Regions from separate parts of the Homo sapiens genome. Here region 1 is linked to region 2. The links are chromatin contacts, found by Hi-C in ENCODE. All regions are on one chromosome and are shown on one strand. Each heading gives the region's core, a stretch centred on a gene start or an enhancer-like site at or near the end of the contact. The rest is flanking DNA. Distances are from core to core; before and after follow the strand shown. Region 1 holds the start of APBB1IP (amyloid beta precursor protein binding family B member 1 interacting protein). Region 2 holds the start of GAD2 (glutamate decarboxylase 2).

Region 1 (7,806 bases), core at 111-2,610, 220 kb before region 2:
GATCACATTAAAAGTTCTTTTGAACCGCTATGCCCTGAGTGTCTAGGAAACACATTTCACGTTCCACAGGGGTATGAACTAAGAAATACCTTAGCAGGAAAGTAAGAGGTACACCGGGCTAGGTCTTTGGTGGAACACCTGCGCAGAGGTTCTTGGAGACATTAGGACACCCTAGTTAGTTTCCTCCATTCTGTAAAAGGCCCTCTGGATATTCATTTCAAGCCAAATTATGAAACTTGTGCCTGGTGTCCAAATCTATCTTTATGGTATTTTAAAATGAAAATGAGAATATTCGGGGGAAAAAGTTATTTTTAAAAAGAGGAAAGAGTTGTCCAAAAGTTTTAGAGGAAGGAAACACTCTAAGATGCATCAGACTGCGAGCCACACTCAAATTCTCACACGGCTGGCATTTAATCCACATCTAATCTTGGCCCCTCAAGAATCCCTCCAGGTTCCGGGAGACTGGGGCTCCCGGACCTGCTGACCTGCTGACCTGCTGACCTGCTGGACGTGCAAGGGTTCATAGCAGTTCCCCGTTTGACCTTGCAGCAATTTCCTGGGCAGGAAATCTGTCAAATCTGTTGCAATAGCTCGGGAAAAAGCAAACCCGAACCCCAAACCCTCACACCCCCACCCTCGCGAGCCGGGTCCAGAGTGGAGATCAGCGGAGGGGACCCTGGGGACCCGCTGCGCTCGAGGGCCACGCCTGGGGGCACGCGTTCACGAGGCCAGATCCTGGAGCTGCCCCCGGCGTCGGACCCGACGGGCTTGACAAACGGGTTCCTGACAGCCCCGAGGGGCCCGTGCTGGCGCTCCCAGGGCTCCCGGGACTGGGAGCGCCACTTACCTCGACTGCTCTGCGGGGCGCTGCGGGGCGCGGGAAGGCGGCGAGACTCCGGCCGGGAAAGCGACGCGCGGTGCAGACTGCCGCACCCGGGCTCCAGGTCGCTGCCCCGGGGAGGAAGTGCTGTCAGCCCTGCCCTTCCCACGCAGCGCGCAGACGTGTGGCGCTATCCGAGCTGCTTTGCTCCGAGGTGCAAGGAAGGCCCCTGGTTAGAGACAGTGGGACAGACAAACATATGCGTAAAGGACTCCGAGTTAGGGGCTGCTTTCTCCAACTCATCGAGTCTGCGCCTGATTTTCTCTCCCCCATCCCACCCCTACTACACAACCACCTTGAAGGGATTTTTATTTTATTTTATTTTATTTTATTTTAATTCTGGGAAACGTTGCGCCTCCCCCTACCTGTGCCGCGCGCGCCCTTCTCTCAGGAGCGTCTCCTGGCGAATGGAACCATTTTGCAGCCTCGACGCAAGAGGGACTAAGGGATTGGGGCCTAGTGATGGTTCCACCAAAGACTGAGAGGCCGCTTTATGTTGCAACGGTCTCCCAAAGTGTTTACTTCAGCACTTTCTGGGCTTCCTCTTTTGGGCCGGTTGTGCAAGGCTTCCCGGCCGCCTGCAGCCCGCCCTCAGGGGACGCGGTGCAGGGCTGGACTGGCAACACGCGCGTCCCGGCCGGAGTTCAGCTGTCTCTCGGGTGGGGGTGGAGGAAGGGCGCGCTGGGCGGAGGCCCTTTCTCAACCATCAGGTTGGTAACCTCACCCTCCTCCCTCCCCACGTTTAACCACGCTCAGTTGGCCGGCCAGGGTGTAGAGGAATAGCACTGTCTTCATTGCTCGTAGAAATCCAAAATGGTCTGAACCCCGTGGAAGAGAATTGAGCAATATCTATTTAACTTATGTATGGATTCGCCTTTTGACCCCGTCATCCCACTTCCAGGAGTGTGTTACGAAGATCTGCTGATGAAAATAAGTAATGCACACGGCAGAGGGCATTCATGGACTCACTATTTGCAACAGCATAGGACTGGCTGGAAATAGCACCTGTCAGTTGGGAGTGGAGTTTCCTGAGAGAAAGTCGCTGGGGAGGTCTGAAAATACAGAAGTTAAAATCAGTTATGATTTGTAAATGCGGTTGAATAACCCTCCCCTTCTCCTCTACAGCTGTGTCTTCAAAGGCTTATATGTCAGGGAAGGTGGTGAAGACATAAAGACAGAAATTAGGTGCATGTGTTAATTAGGCAATTTCAAATAGTTCTGTCATTTATTTAATGAGAAACTATTCGTAAGCACCAACACTTCTAAGAACAATGAAAATAGTTAGAGGAAACAATTTCTGCTCTCATGCATGGTGCATTCTAGTTGGTAGAAAGCAGACAATAAACAAATTAATATTTAACATGTCAAGGAATGTAACTAGTTTTGAAGGAAGTTAAAAGGTGAGGGATAGAGAGTGATGGGCATGGGGATGGGGTTGCTGTATTAATTAGGGTAAATAAACGATAAATAAATAGAAAATATATTTTCTCCTCATGATTTTCTTAATAACAGTTTCTTTTCTCTAGCTTTCTTTATTGTAAAAATACAGTATTTATCTAAATACATATAACATAATATGTGTTAATTGACTGTTTAATATTATCAGTAAGGCTTCTGGTCAACAGTAGGCTATTCGTGGTTAAGTTTTGGGGGAGTCAAAAGACATACATGGATTTTCAATTGTGCAGCAGTTTGGTACTCCTGAAATCTGGCATTGTTCTGTTACAGTAGGTAGCTAGTCAGGCATGAGCAGGGCAGGAGAGGGCTCCTCCCACCCCCTACCAGGAATGTCAGGTGACCATCAGGTGATGATCAAGCAGTTGTTATCAGCCTTACTGATAACATAGTCGATTAACTCATATTATTTTATATATATTAAATACTGTATTTTTATAATAAAGTAAGCCAGAGAAAAGAAACTGTTATTAATAAAATCATAAGGAAGAGAAAATGTATTTTTCATTTATTTATTTATTATTTATTTATCCTAATTTTTTTTAATATAGCACCAGGGAAAGGCAGTCTCCCAATAGACAGAAACACCTGAAACTGGTATTTCTGTCTGATAAGTGACACTTGAGCTAGATCTAAATGGCATGAGAGATTAATCCACACTGGGTTTTTAGATGGGAATATTCCAGGCAAAAGGAACAGCACATTCAAAGACCCTGAGTTAGGAGAGCACTTAAGATATTGGAAAAACACCAAGGAAATTAGTACGGCTGAGCAGAGTGAGATGGGAGGGACAGACATGAGATGGGATCAAAAGGAAATGGTGCCCAGATTGTGTGCTATTTGGGAGCTGTGGAAGAGAATTTGATGTGAGTGAGATGGAAAGCCAGTGGAAGGTTCTGAGCAGAGTTGTAAGTGCTACATAAAATATAAAATCAAACAATGAGAGTGACTTTCTTGGGGCAGGGAAAGTGGTCAAGGATCACCTCTTTACAAAGTAATGAGAAGGGGCAGCCATTCAGAAACTTGGGAAAGGATTCCAAGAGAAGGAAGAACAAGAAGAGGGGCTGAGATAGGAACATAGAAAGTTCAAAAGAAGGCAGGCCAGTGTGCCTGGAATGTTCTGAAAGAGTAGGGCAGCAATAGTGGATGGGGACAGAGAGGTAAGCAGGAACCAGAACAAGCAGGACCTTGTAGCCAGCATTGAGGACTTTAGGTTTTATTCTAATTGCAATGGGGGACTATTGGAATGTATTTAGCAACTGAGTGCATGATTTGACTTAAGCGATAAGCCATCCTGCCAGTTGGTGATTGTTCAGAAAATCAATTGATTGAAGCAAGAGAAGAGAGATTCCTCAGTAGACTATGGTCAGAGTCCAGATGAAAAATGATAGTAGCTTTATTAGTATTCTAACAGTAGATATGGTGAGAAGAGTTTGGAATCAAGATACAGTTTTCAAAATAAAACCAAAGCTTGGCACAGTTGCTCATGCCTGTAATATCAGTGCTTTAGGAGGCCAAGGTGGTAGGATCACTTGAGGCCATGAGTTCAAAACTAGCCTGGACAACATAGCAAGACCCTATCTCTACAAAAATGGGGGAAAAAATTAGCTGGGTATGGTGGCTTATGCCTATGGTTCCAGTTGCTTGGGAGACTGAGGCAGGAGGATTGCTTGAGCCCAGGAGTTCAAATCTGCAGTGAGCTATGATGATGCCACTGTACTCCAGCCTGGGCAACAGAGCAAGACTATTTAAACAAACAAACAAACAACCACCTAGCAAAGTAGAACCAATAGCATTTGCTGATGGGTGGGCTGGGAAATGGGATGGGAGTAAGGGAGTGGCAGAGGGATTAGAAACTGAATGGAAACCAGTATGATTGGAGTTATGGAAGGTCTGGTTAGAGGTAAGGTCAGTAGGGGCAAACCATGTAGGGTCATGTGGACTATGTCAAGAATTATTTTCTCATCCTAAGAGCAATGAGAATATATTAAATAATATTTTAAGCTGGCAAATGATGGGATTTATGCTTTAGGAAAATCACTCTGGCATAATTTGGGGAACGGATCAGATGAAGAAAAGAATAGATGCAGGAAGACTTCTGAGCTAAGTTGGGAAAGAAAATACAATTGGCCTTTGAACTGCCAGCAGCAGAATATATCTGAGACACGGCACCAAAATATGTTAGCTTTGGCAAAACCATATGGGTCTGTAGCGACCTAAATTCTTGCCTCCTCAGAAGAAAGAATTCAACTGAGGGGCATAAGGCAGAAGAAGAGACTAAGGCAAGCTTTAGAGCAGGAGCGAAAGTTTATTAGAAAACTGTAGGGCAGTAACAAAAGAAAGTAAATTATACTTGGAAGAGGGCCAAGCGGGTGACTTGAGAGAAGTGCGCTGTTTGACTTTTGACTTGGGGCTTTACGCATTGACATACTTCGGGGTCTTGTCTTCCTCCTCCTGATTCTTCCCATGGAGTGGGCTGTCCACATGAGCAGTGGCGTGCCAGCACTTGGGAGGTGAGCATGCGCAGTGTGTTTACTGAAGTTGTACGCGTGTTCACTTTAGGCATTCTTCCCTTACCAAATGTCCCTGGAAGGTCATTTGCCAGTTAAACTCCACCATTTTACCTCTTAGTGCACATGCTTGAGCCCACTCGCCCAACTCCTGAGATCTTATCTGGAAGCTGTTGATCACCAGTTTCAGGTGTTTCTATCTATTGGGAGACTGCCTTTCCCTGGTGCTGGCTGTGATCAATTATTATTTTAGAGACACGGTTAACAGTCCCCTGACCACCACCTGATAGTCGCCTGACATTCCTGGTAGGGGGTGAGGGGAGCCCTCTCCTGCCCTGCTCATGCCTGACTAGCTACCTACTGTAACAGAACAATGCCAGGTTTTAGGGGTACCAAAATGCTGCACAGTTGAAAATCCATGTATAACTTTTGACTCCCACAAAACTTGACTACTAATTGTCTACTGTTGCCCAGAAGACTTACTGATAACACAGTCGATTAACACATATTATGTTATATGTATTAAATACTGTATTTTTACAATAAAGTAAGCTAGAGAAACTGTTATTAACAAAATCATAAAAGAAAATATATTTTCTATGTATTTATTTTTTATTTATTTTCAGAGTCTCACTCTGTTCCTGGACTAGAGTGCAGTGGTGAGATCATAGCTCCTTGTAACCTCAAACTCCAGGGCTCAAGGGATCCTGCTGCTTCAGCCTCCTGAGCAGCTGGGACTATAGGCATGCACCATCATGTCCAGCTAATTTTATTTTAAATAATTTTTTGTAAGATGGGGTCTTGCTATGTTTCCCAGGCTTGTCTAAAATTCCTGGCCTCAAGCGATCTTCCTGCCCCAGCCTCCCAAAGTGCTGGGATTACAGGCATGAACCACTGTGACTGACCTCATATTTACTATTTATTAAGTGGAAGTGGATCATCATAAAGGTCTTCATCCTCATCTTCACGTTACTCAACTTGAGTAGGAGGAGGAAGAGGAGGGGTTGATCTTGCTGTCTCAGGGGCGGCAGAAGCAGCAGGAAAATCCAAGTATAAATGCACCCATGCAGTTCAAACCCATGTTGTTCAAGGGTCAACTGTATAATTGTTTTGACTAGGTCAGCAGCAGCGGAAATGCGAAGAAATGGGTGAAACTGAGAGACATTTAGAAGGTAGTTTGCCAGAGATTCAGAGGACTAGATATAGGCAGAGGGAGAAGAGCGGGGGAGGCAAGGATGACTCCAAAGAATCAGGTTTGTATGATGATGGCTGACCATCCCATCATCAAGATGGGGAACTCTGGAAGAGGAGTATTTGGGCAGGGGAAGATAGTGAGTTTTATTGTTTGCAAGTTGAATTTGACAAATCTTTAGGACATCCAAGGGGAGACTTCAAGTAGAGAATTGTATATAAGAATCCTTTGCCCAGAGAAGCGTGGTTCAGAGTTAGAGATATACATTTTGAGTAATCATCATATAGGTGGTGATTTATGAGATTGCGTAGAGAGACTATGGTGTGGGATGAAACAGAGGCCTCAGGCTAAGCCTTAAGGAACTCCACCATCCAAAGCAAAAGACACAGAGCCCACAAAGAACACAGAGGAAGAGCTTTAAAGGGGTGGATGGAAAACCAGGGGAAAGTTCTGTGGAAGCCACAGTGTGGGAGGATGTGGTCAGTGATATCCAGAGATGTTGCAAGGACAAGTCAGACAAGACTGCAAAGTGGCAATTGGCTTTAGCAATGTTAGTGACCTCAGAAACCAATTGTAATAGCATGTTGGGGCTGGAGGCCAAAGTGGGTTGAGGGGTGAATAGGGTGTGAAGAAATGAAGATGGTGAGCAAAGCAACACTTGTGAATAGTTTGCCTATTGTATTGATCTGTTCTCACACTGCTAATAAAGACATACCGGAGACTGGCTAATTTATAAAGAAAAGTTTAATTGACTCACAGTTCAGCATGGCAGGGGAGGCCTCACAATCATGGTGGAAGGGGAATGAGGAGAAAAGTCACGTCTTACATGGCAGCAAGCAAGAGAGCATGTGCAGAGGAACTCCCATTTATAAAACCATCAGATCTCATGACACTTATGCACTATCACAAGAACAGTATGGGAGAAATGGTTGCCATTATTCAGTTATCTCCACCTGGCCCTGCCCTTGACATGTGCAGATTATTACAATTCAATGTGAGATTTGGGTGGGGACACAGCCAAACCATATCACCTATAAAGAGGAGAAAGGGGACAGGGAGGCAGTGGTTGGGAGACATGAAATTGAGGAAGATTTTATTTATTTTATTTTATTTTATTTTATTTTATTTTATTTTTAGAGACAGGGTCTTGCTCTGTTGCCCAGGCTGGAGTGCAGTGGTGTGATCATAGCTCACTGCAGCCTCTAATTCCAGGGCTCAAGAGATCCTCACACCTCAGCATCCCAAAGTGCTGGGATTATAGGCCTGAGCCCCAGTGTACCCAGCCTTTTATGTATCTTTTTAACATTATTTTCAAACAGGAAGAATTGAGATGATAGTGAGGAGTTGACATTAACAAGAGAGTAGAAATAATTGATGGTGAAAAGTTTTCAAGATGGAGGAAGTGGGTTGAGTCCAAATGAAGGTAAATGAATGGGCTCCCAGATAAGAGAAAAGAGACCTCCTCCATTTTACTGGAAAGGCAGAAGGGTGAGTTTAGAGTAGATAAGGATCTTCTTTCATATGGCTGTAAGATAAGGAAATTCTAATCTAAAGCCTCTGTTTTCCTTGTGAGAAGAAGGTTCATCTGCTGAGAGTGAACTATGAGGTAGGCCAGGCATGGATTTGGGGAGCTGGAGAAAGTTTGATAAGGTCATTGAAGAGAATGGGAGAGAGAGGTGATCAGAAACATGTAGTGGGATTTCCAGGCAGACTGAGGGTCCATTTGAAACTGGCGATCATGAATTATAGTGGAAGCCATCTGCTCGGTT
Region 2 (7,790 bases), core at 981-3,480:
TTGAAAATATTCAAGGCAAGATCTTGATGAGGCAATAACATTTCTTTGAATTGAGAGATTTCATGTTAGATAAAGCTTTTGGAAAGGCAGAACATTTTTCTTTAAAAGGGAGACATTTTTCAAAGGTGAAGGGAATGAATGAGATAAATTATGATTTCTTCTCTTCCCCAAATTAATTACTGCATTTCAATTCATAACTTATATTGTTTGCCTTCTTTTTTTGAAGAGCGTGTACCTCCGTTTATCTAGTTCACAGGAGTTCGTCTTAAACGTGTTTCTCAGTAAACCATCTTACATGTTTACATAAATATTTCACGTCAGAAGTGTTTGTCTCGAATGCCTTCGGGCAAACCAAAGTGGAACAGGTGCATTAGGATCTCTGGTCTGATAGGAAGGCCCGCTGTTTCTAAAGTCAGTGTGTGTGTGTGTGTGTGTGTGTGTGTGTGTGTGTGAGAGAGAGAGAGAGAGCGTATGCATGTGTGTCTGCATGTGTGTGTGCGCGCGTACATTTGGGAGACGGTGTGTAAGTGCACGGGGGTAAAACTCGGCGCGCGGGTTTCATGTGAATGGAATCGTTCTCTTGTGCAATTGCAGCTACAAATCACTCTCGTGATCTAAAGACCTAAAAAAAATGCAATTCTGAATTCTCGGGCACGGTATTTGGAAACTGAGTCCCACCCGAGGCCCCAGCGGCCTAGGGAAGCCAGCCGTCATCGATTCAGTGAGCGCACGAGCGCCTGGATCGTCGGCCACCCGCCATCCCAAGGGCCGCGCTGGGGGAAGAGCGCCACGGCCTCAGAGCCCTCTTGGAGCTCCGAGGCCAGGTTCGGGGGCTTGGACCCAGCGGGCAGGTCCCGCATTTCTCGCTTTTATCTGAAGATTCTGGCAGGTCCCGCCTCCGCTGCCACCTCGACGCCCCTGTCCGGCTCTCAGCGCCGGACCCGCACCGGCCGCGGTGGGCGGGGCAGAGAGAGGGGCAGGGGCGCCCCGGGGCTCCCCGCTGAGTCTTTACCTGTTGCATGGAGAAACGCGTAGTTGACATCCACTTTGGAGCAGCTGCAGGGCTTCTGGTCGCAGGCGCAGGCGGCCTTCCGGGCGGCGGCCCGCGGGGGTTGGCTCCCGCCGCTCTCCGCCGGCTTCTCGGCGTCTCCGTAGAGCAGGGCTGGGTAAGGACACCGAACGCGGGCCTCGTCAATCCTCCGCCGGGCCCGGCTCCCTCGCTCCCGCCTACCCGCAGCCAGGAAACCCCGACTCCGCTGACTGGGATGCGGAGGTGAGAAGACTGCTTGGACCCCGCGGGCCGACCTTGGCCGCCCCGGTCCCTGGGCACTCACCGCACAGTTTGTTTCCGATGCCGCCCGTGAACTTCTGAGCCACTTGGCACCAGGCTCGCGCTGCAAGGAAGAATAGGCAGGCAGACAGCGAGGCAGAAAGAGAACAACAGACGGACGTGTGAAATTTCGTTCTATGTGAAAATCAATCAGTCCGGGGTCCTAGGAGGGGCCGCCTTCCTCCTGGGGGCCGCTCAGGACTCGGTGAGGCCGGCAGGTGCAGAAGGCAAGCGGGAGGCTGGCGGCCCGGGCCAGCCCTCATTTCCTTTATCTGTTTCCCGAGGAGAAGCCCACACCGCTGCCCTTCCAGGTGCCAATCGGCTCAGGCAAATTCCTCTCCCTGCCTACCTTGGACGAGTTTTCCTAAACACTGAAGCTATCCATTTTTTCGCAGACTGTCTTTCTAGATAAAGAAATCTCTCACCTTTCCCATTTTTTTTTTCTATCTTCACGGTCACTCCGTCCCACCCCAGGGTCCAGACACCCGGATCTTAGCAGCGCCCCAGGACCACGGAATTCCATGTCCCCGAGACACCGCGGTCTTTGGGGGGCTCTTCCAACCTTCTGTGGAACGGGCCTGAGACTATTTGGGCGTCTTCCCAGGGTACAAGAGGCTGTAGAGGTCTTGAGCTCTTGGGCCGTCAAGGACTTAGCCCAAAAGCAGGGAGAAGCGCCCGAAGAAGTTTCCTGTTGCAGGTGGAAAAACCTCCTTCGTCTTCTCCGTAGTTCCGCAAACCCCAGACCACCGCAAAACTCGCCCGCCGCAGGCCCCCGTTCTCCTTCCTACCTGTGCCGGGATTCTCGGAATCCCCAGAGCCATCTTCCGACCCGAAAGACCAAAAGCCAGAGCCCGGAGATGCCATCGGCTTTGGAGACTGGAGCAGGTCGCCTGCGAGTGCGAGCTGCGGGCGAGCTGCCTCGGGCTTGGCCCTGCGCGCGCGTGCGTGCCCGTGTGGCGGGAGGAGGGCACCGCGCGGGGACCGGCGGGGCCGAGCGGCGAGGGCGGGTGTCACGCAGGAACAGAAAACGTGCGTGTCTGTGCGTGTGTGTATGCGAGCTGGAGACAGGGTTTAGGGACGTGGCAACCCTTTGGAAGCCGGGGAGCTTTAAAAGAGACCGGGACTACCTAAGGGTCCTCGGAGCCCGGACTCAGGAAAGCGCGGAGAGCCCCAGAGCATTTGAGGGAAAGGGAGCCCAGTGGGGATGAATGAGGGGGCGGCGGAGGAAAAAAACACGAGAGAGGGAGGGAGCTGAGTCGTGAGGATGCGAGGCAGACCATGCACGCCAGCTGGAGTCAGAGTGAGGGGGTGGGAGGCGTGCCAGCGCGTCCTCGGGCGAGCCAGAGGCGGGAAGTGCGGGCGGCCGCTGTCCCGGGTGCTGCCACAGCCGCTGCGCGCCAGCGTCAGCGAGGGGCAGACTGGGGAGACCTCGGCGAGGCGGGAAGCGTGGCCCAGAGGAGTTTTCTGTGTGCATCGATTGGGGTTTTGTTTGAGGTCTGGCTCCAGCTGAGGGGAAGGAAGCGGGGTTCCCGCGCCGTTTTCCTCCAAGCAGGTGCTGAGGTCACTGCGACCTCGAGAGCTCGCGCCCCGGGCGGGCATCAGGCGCCGTTCACGAGCCTGGGGAGGGGACGGCGGGGGAAGGGCTCCTACCCGCTGATGGGCTCATTTCAGCGCCTTGGTAGAACCTGACGCCTGCCTGCTGAACCGCGCCGTACCCGGGGGCGCACCGTTCCTGCGTAGCCAAGGGCTAGATCGCGGGACCCACCGTCCAGGCTCTGAGTGACGGCTGGGGAGAATGACTGCTGATTGAGGCAATTAAAATCCACGCTGGAGTCTACTGAGGACCTCGGGCTGGGGAAAAAAAAATAAAACGAATGGAAACTTCTTGGAAGAGAATGAGGCAGAGCGGCCAGAGTCGGCAGGATTGATGGCGGGTGGGGGATGGAATCAGGGCATTTGGTGACCTTGGCCCGCGGAGGCGTGGAAGCGCCCGCTGCTTGCGTGTAAGGGGGATCTGTGTGCGCCTGGGAGGGGAGAACAGGGTTTCCAACTAAGCAATCTCGGCTTTACAAATCCGAGTAGGAAAGAAGGCATCGCCTGCAGGGCCCTCGTTTTAAGGGGCTTCAAACCAATGCCCCCCCTCGCCCCCAGAGAATCTTCGCGGTAGCGGGTGACCCGGAAGCGCGAGATTGGTTCTCTCTGAGGCGTATTAGGAGGCGGTTTCTCTTTTTCTAATAAAGAAAGGAGGAGAAAGTCAGAATCGTTCTGATGATTTCCTTTCTACAAAAAGCTATTGCAGACAGGGAGGACGCCCTAAGGATTGGGAGCCCTTTGACAGTTTGCGCTGCGTTCTCCTGGCAGTGGAGATGAACTTCAAGTGCACCTCGGAGCTCCGGGGCTCTGGGGGAGACGGAGGGAGGGAGAGAGAGGAAAGGGCTGAGGTCGGCTTCCCGAGGCGGCTGCCTTCCCCGCGCCTGGCCAGAGCGCCTGTCATTTCCATTGTGTTCACAAGTCGTTTTATTTCTCTGACCTCCTGAACCAGCCACCAAAGCTGCTAACAAAGCAGAGACCCGGGGATCCCGTCTGGGCGAGCACCCCTCGACCCTCGCTTAGAAGGGACATCCTGGGGCCCATGCTGGACGCATACAGGCCCAAGTCCTGTGTGCTCGAGCATAACTGTCCCTGGTCAATTCTCTCCACAAAGCGCTGTCTTCTTCTCGCGTGCCTGAGTCCAGGGGTTCCCTGAGGAGTCATGGGATCCACACTATGGCAACTGGGCCCAGGCGCCAGGATGAGAGCAGGAAACCAGTCGGGCGTTGATAGCGTCCTGCCGAAGGCTGGCACTGAGCGTGCTAGGTGAAGTCTGTTCCAGGCTGTGGGAGCCCGGGTGGTCGAAAACTCAGGGCTCAGTTTGGCTCCTCTTTCTTGCTCTCCTGGCTCTGACACTCTAGGTCACCACAATAACAACTCCGGAAACCTAAAGACTTGTGGTTCAGCCATCTGCACTTCAGGCATGGCAGCTCCGCAGCTCTCTCCAGCCTCGCAGAGGCTGGTTCTTTGTTGAAATCCATATCAAATCCTGCAAAGGTTTTCCTTCAAGCCAGCAGTCTAGGGTTGCAGAACTTTTCTACTATGGATGAGTGGTTGAAAACATAAAGGTTCTTAAAAGCAAGCGTTTAAATCACACAAAACCCCCAAAGAAGAAACGGATTAAAACACCTGAATTTAACTGATTTTTTTTTCTTTTTGGTAAAGCAATGGCTTCAAGTGCTACCGTTTAAACTCCATTAAATCCCACAGCTCTGGAGTACTTTGGATCTAATGGTGATATTTACATTTTTTATTTAAACACACCCTACTTCAGATGCAGATGGAGATCTGATTTGTCTTTCCTGAAGGCTGTCCCTCCCTAGACGGTAATTTGCTTTGTAATGACTTTCATTTCACTAAAGAGCCCATTCCCCCTCTCCGGGGCTTGGGGTTGGAGATAACAAAAGAGCTCTGGGAGGTAATAATTACAGTCATTAGTTCACAAAGGAGGCAGCCAGTGAATGGGAAGGGAAGGCGGCCGCTTTGGAAGGCCCTTCCTCAGATGAGGGGCGAGAGACCCAATCCTCCGACTTGTAGGGACAGTTTCCTTAGGTGTCTGGTTTACCAACATATGGGTCTCAGGCTGACCCAAAGAAGAGTGTCTGGCACACATTTTCCTGTGTCCTTCCCGTGCTTAAATGTCAAAGGACAGAGAAAGAAGGGAAGATGGAAAGAAAAAGAGGAAACAACCACGGAAGAACACAAAAATATTGCAACCAAGCATTCACCAAGCCTTTGCCATTCTCTTTTCTATTCTCACTTAAAACATTGGTGCAGGAAAAATTTAGGGAGGGAGTCTGTTGCCTCCCTCCATAAATTCTCCCTACACCAACAGAAATAACAGAAGGGGCTGAGTGCCAGGGCTCTTGTCTTCAGGGGCCACCCAAGAAGGACGCCTAGATTGAAGGGTGGCCAGGCAGAAAAGCTGAGCTTAGCTTACTGCTCCTTACCCCTGGCCCCTGCTCCGCCCTCCCCACAAACCCAGGCCTTCTGGAGGCAAGTGGACAGGCAGCTAGAGGTGGAAGGGGGCCAGGCCACTTTGGGCTTTAGACACCCCTGCCCCTCCCAAGCCCCTCTCTCTGGTGACCTGCTGTGCTGGTTTCCTGGGTACTGGGCCATACTCAGCTCCTCAGTGCATTCGCACAGCTGAGGGTTACTCCTTACTTTCAGTCGCAACCCCAGCAAGACTGTGCCGCTAACCCAGGGAAAAAGAAGGCCTGGAGGGCACTTGGACTCTGCCATGCCATAGCTGCAGGTTTTCCCTTGGCCACATTGCATCTGTAAAATGAAGAGATTACACGAGTTGGCTCTGGGGACCTTTTGGTGCCAACTCTTTGAGTTGGCGAGATTACTATGCCCTGTGGACCAGCGGCGCAACAAACGCTCTGAGCCCTCTGCACATGCCCTCACTCACTCCTCGAATATTTCCCCAGAGTCTTTTGACTCCGGCTTGTGGGTGCAGGAGCCAAGGGCACCCACACAAGGGGTGAGCCCCATCGTGATCAGAACCCTTCTTCCAATTCCATGCAACGACCTCATCACCTGTCCTCACCCTCTCCAGGTTGCTTAGATGGGAATGTCAGTTTCATAAAACAGCTTAAACCGGGTTTTAGAATAAGGTGCAGTCAACCCAGGAATGCAAACTTCTGTCCACCCACTAGCCTCCCCCATTTTAAATACACACAAAGTCGGAGTAGCAAAGATGGCCCCAAATCTGCAGACCGGGAGAACCTGAAATCTGACAGTTCCACCCAGTGGGGGCACTAGCATCTTTATAGATGGGGCCAAAGACAGTCACGCAGATTGGGAAGGCATCGTGCAGGCGAGCACGTGTGGTGTGTTGGGGATTTAGACATTGGAGGCCTCTGCGTTTGTGTGGCAAGGGGTTTTAGCTTAGATTGTGTTTGTCTGAAGTGGCTGGGTGGTGCTGGGAGTTCGCTGATGAAGGCACCTCAACGCCCCTCCTTGGGCCCGTCACCAGCACAGCCTTATAGCAGAAGCCCCTCAGAAGCCCTAGAGGGGAAAATGAGGGATCAGTCACGCAAACCACGGGTTTTCCAAGGCACTTCCTTTATTTAGTGACCTTAATAACCAAAGGAAGAGAAAGAGCAAGCTTGAGATGAAATACATCTTCGAAATTCTCCCCACCCCTCCCGGGCTTTTTTCTCTAAGATTCAACCGCTAGCAAGTGTTCTGTTGGCCAAGAAAAGCCGTTTCCAATAAAAAAAAAAATCTGTGAATTCAGTCACCCCAAATGAGAGAGGGGTTGGCGAGATCCCAGGCGCAGTGGAGTCCACAGGAGTCACAAAAAAAAAGAACAAAGTGATAGATTAGGGGAACAAGGACAGGGTTGCCACAACTGGCGGGCTGGTGAGAAAGGAGGGTGCGGGAGTTCCGAGAGAGAGCGTCGGGGGAGGTTTCCCGAGGGCTCCCAGGTCTCTTGTTTCGGAGCACGAAGGCCGGCCCGGGCACTTGAGGGCCGAGCGCAGCAGGCAGCCTCTGCGGAGATCAGGGCCGCAGCTTCAGTGCCTGCTGGTGCCAGCCCCAGAGTGCCTGCTTGGCCCCTGCTGCCCCGCAGGCTCCAGCGCCTTCCGACGGCGGTGACTGCCTCGTTGAACGGTTAGGACTGCTGGACGAGGCGCCGGCGCTGGGAGGTTTTGCGCAGGAGCCTCCTGAAGTCGTAGGGGTTGGCTGCTGGCTCTCTCTCCTCCTCCTTCTCGGGGCTCTCCGCCGCCCAGCACCTGCAAGTGAAACCCAGGGCCCAAGTGTCAACCTCACCACAGTGAGCAGCGCGTCCCCACCTACCCCGAGTTAGGCGGGTCCTCTTCCTCCCACGTTCTGCCAACCGCGGACATTTAGGAAAGGCACAATCGAAACGACTGGATAATGGCCAAACGTATCTGCGATAATTCTCAACAGGTTTTAAAAACTCCTCTAAGCTGAGGAGCAGAGGGGCTGGTGGAGCCTGGTAATGGTGTTTAGATACGTGCTAACTAAAGCTTCAGAAGGTGCAGTTTGGAAAGGTGAGTTTGGATTGCAATAATTCACAACCAATAAACAAATATTTATTTTAATACCTTAATTTTAACACACTTTGGTCAAACAAAAAACTCAAAGTGCCCAAATAGACACTCAATATTTTGCATTTTAAAACTGCTCAGATGTTTCTTTAAAAAATGCTCACTCAAAATCTGACCAACTGCTCTGTTAGTGACACCAAGAGCTATGGGCCTTGTTGGCTTTTTCAGTGTTTCAATGTTTTCAATGAGGCTGCTGGGCTAAGTTTCTGAATCCATTGCTGAGAACCCCTGCCAATGTTTACCTTCAGATTCTGCAGCTTGTCTGGAAAGTGGGGTATTCCCTAAAAATG

Evidence for each region. A loop is a pair of places that touch in the nucleus more often than their neighbours do. Pooled maps may share reads with other maps.
Region 1: a loop to region 2 is called in a pooled map, with 2.1 times the contacts of the local background. The contact joins the promoter of APBB1IP here to the promoter of GAD2 in region 2. A Hi-C loop is called at or near these places in 1 of 50 pooled maps.

What each region holds. Positions count from the first base shown.
Region 1 is chr10:26,431,895-26,439,700 of GRCh38, reverse strand. It overlaps APBB1IP (amyloid beta precursor protein binding family B member 1 interacting protein), which reads right to left and starts at 1,360. Exons shown (of 15, transcript NM_019043.4): 1 at 1,246-1,360; 2 at 848-1,049. RefSeq lists enhancers at 1,027-1,106, 1,667-1,796, 1,514-2,043.
Region 2 is chr10:26,211,214-26,219,003 of GRCh38, reverse strand. It overlaps GAD2 (glutamate decarboxylase 2), which reads right to left and starts at 2,230. Exons shown (of 16, transcript NM_001134366.2): 1 at 2,119-2,230; 2 at 1,335-1,394; 3 at 1,013-1,162. The coding sequence starts at 2,194. It overlaps MYO3A (myosin IIIA), which reads right to left. Exons shown (of 35, transcript NM_017433.5): 35 at 6,472-7,161. The coding sequence ends at 7,041. RefSeq lists enhancers at 278-906, 3,516-4,082, 4,083-4,648, 4,649-5,216.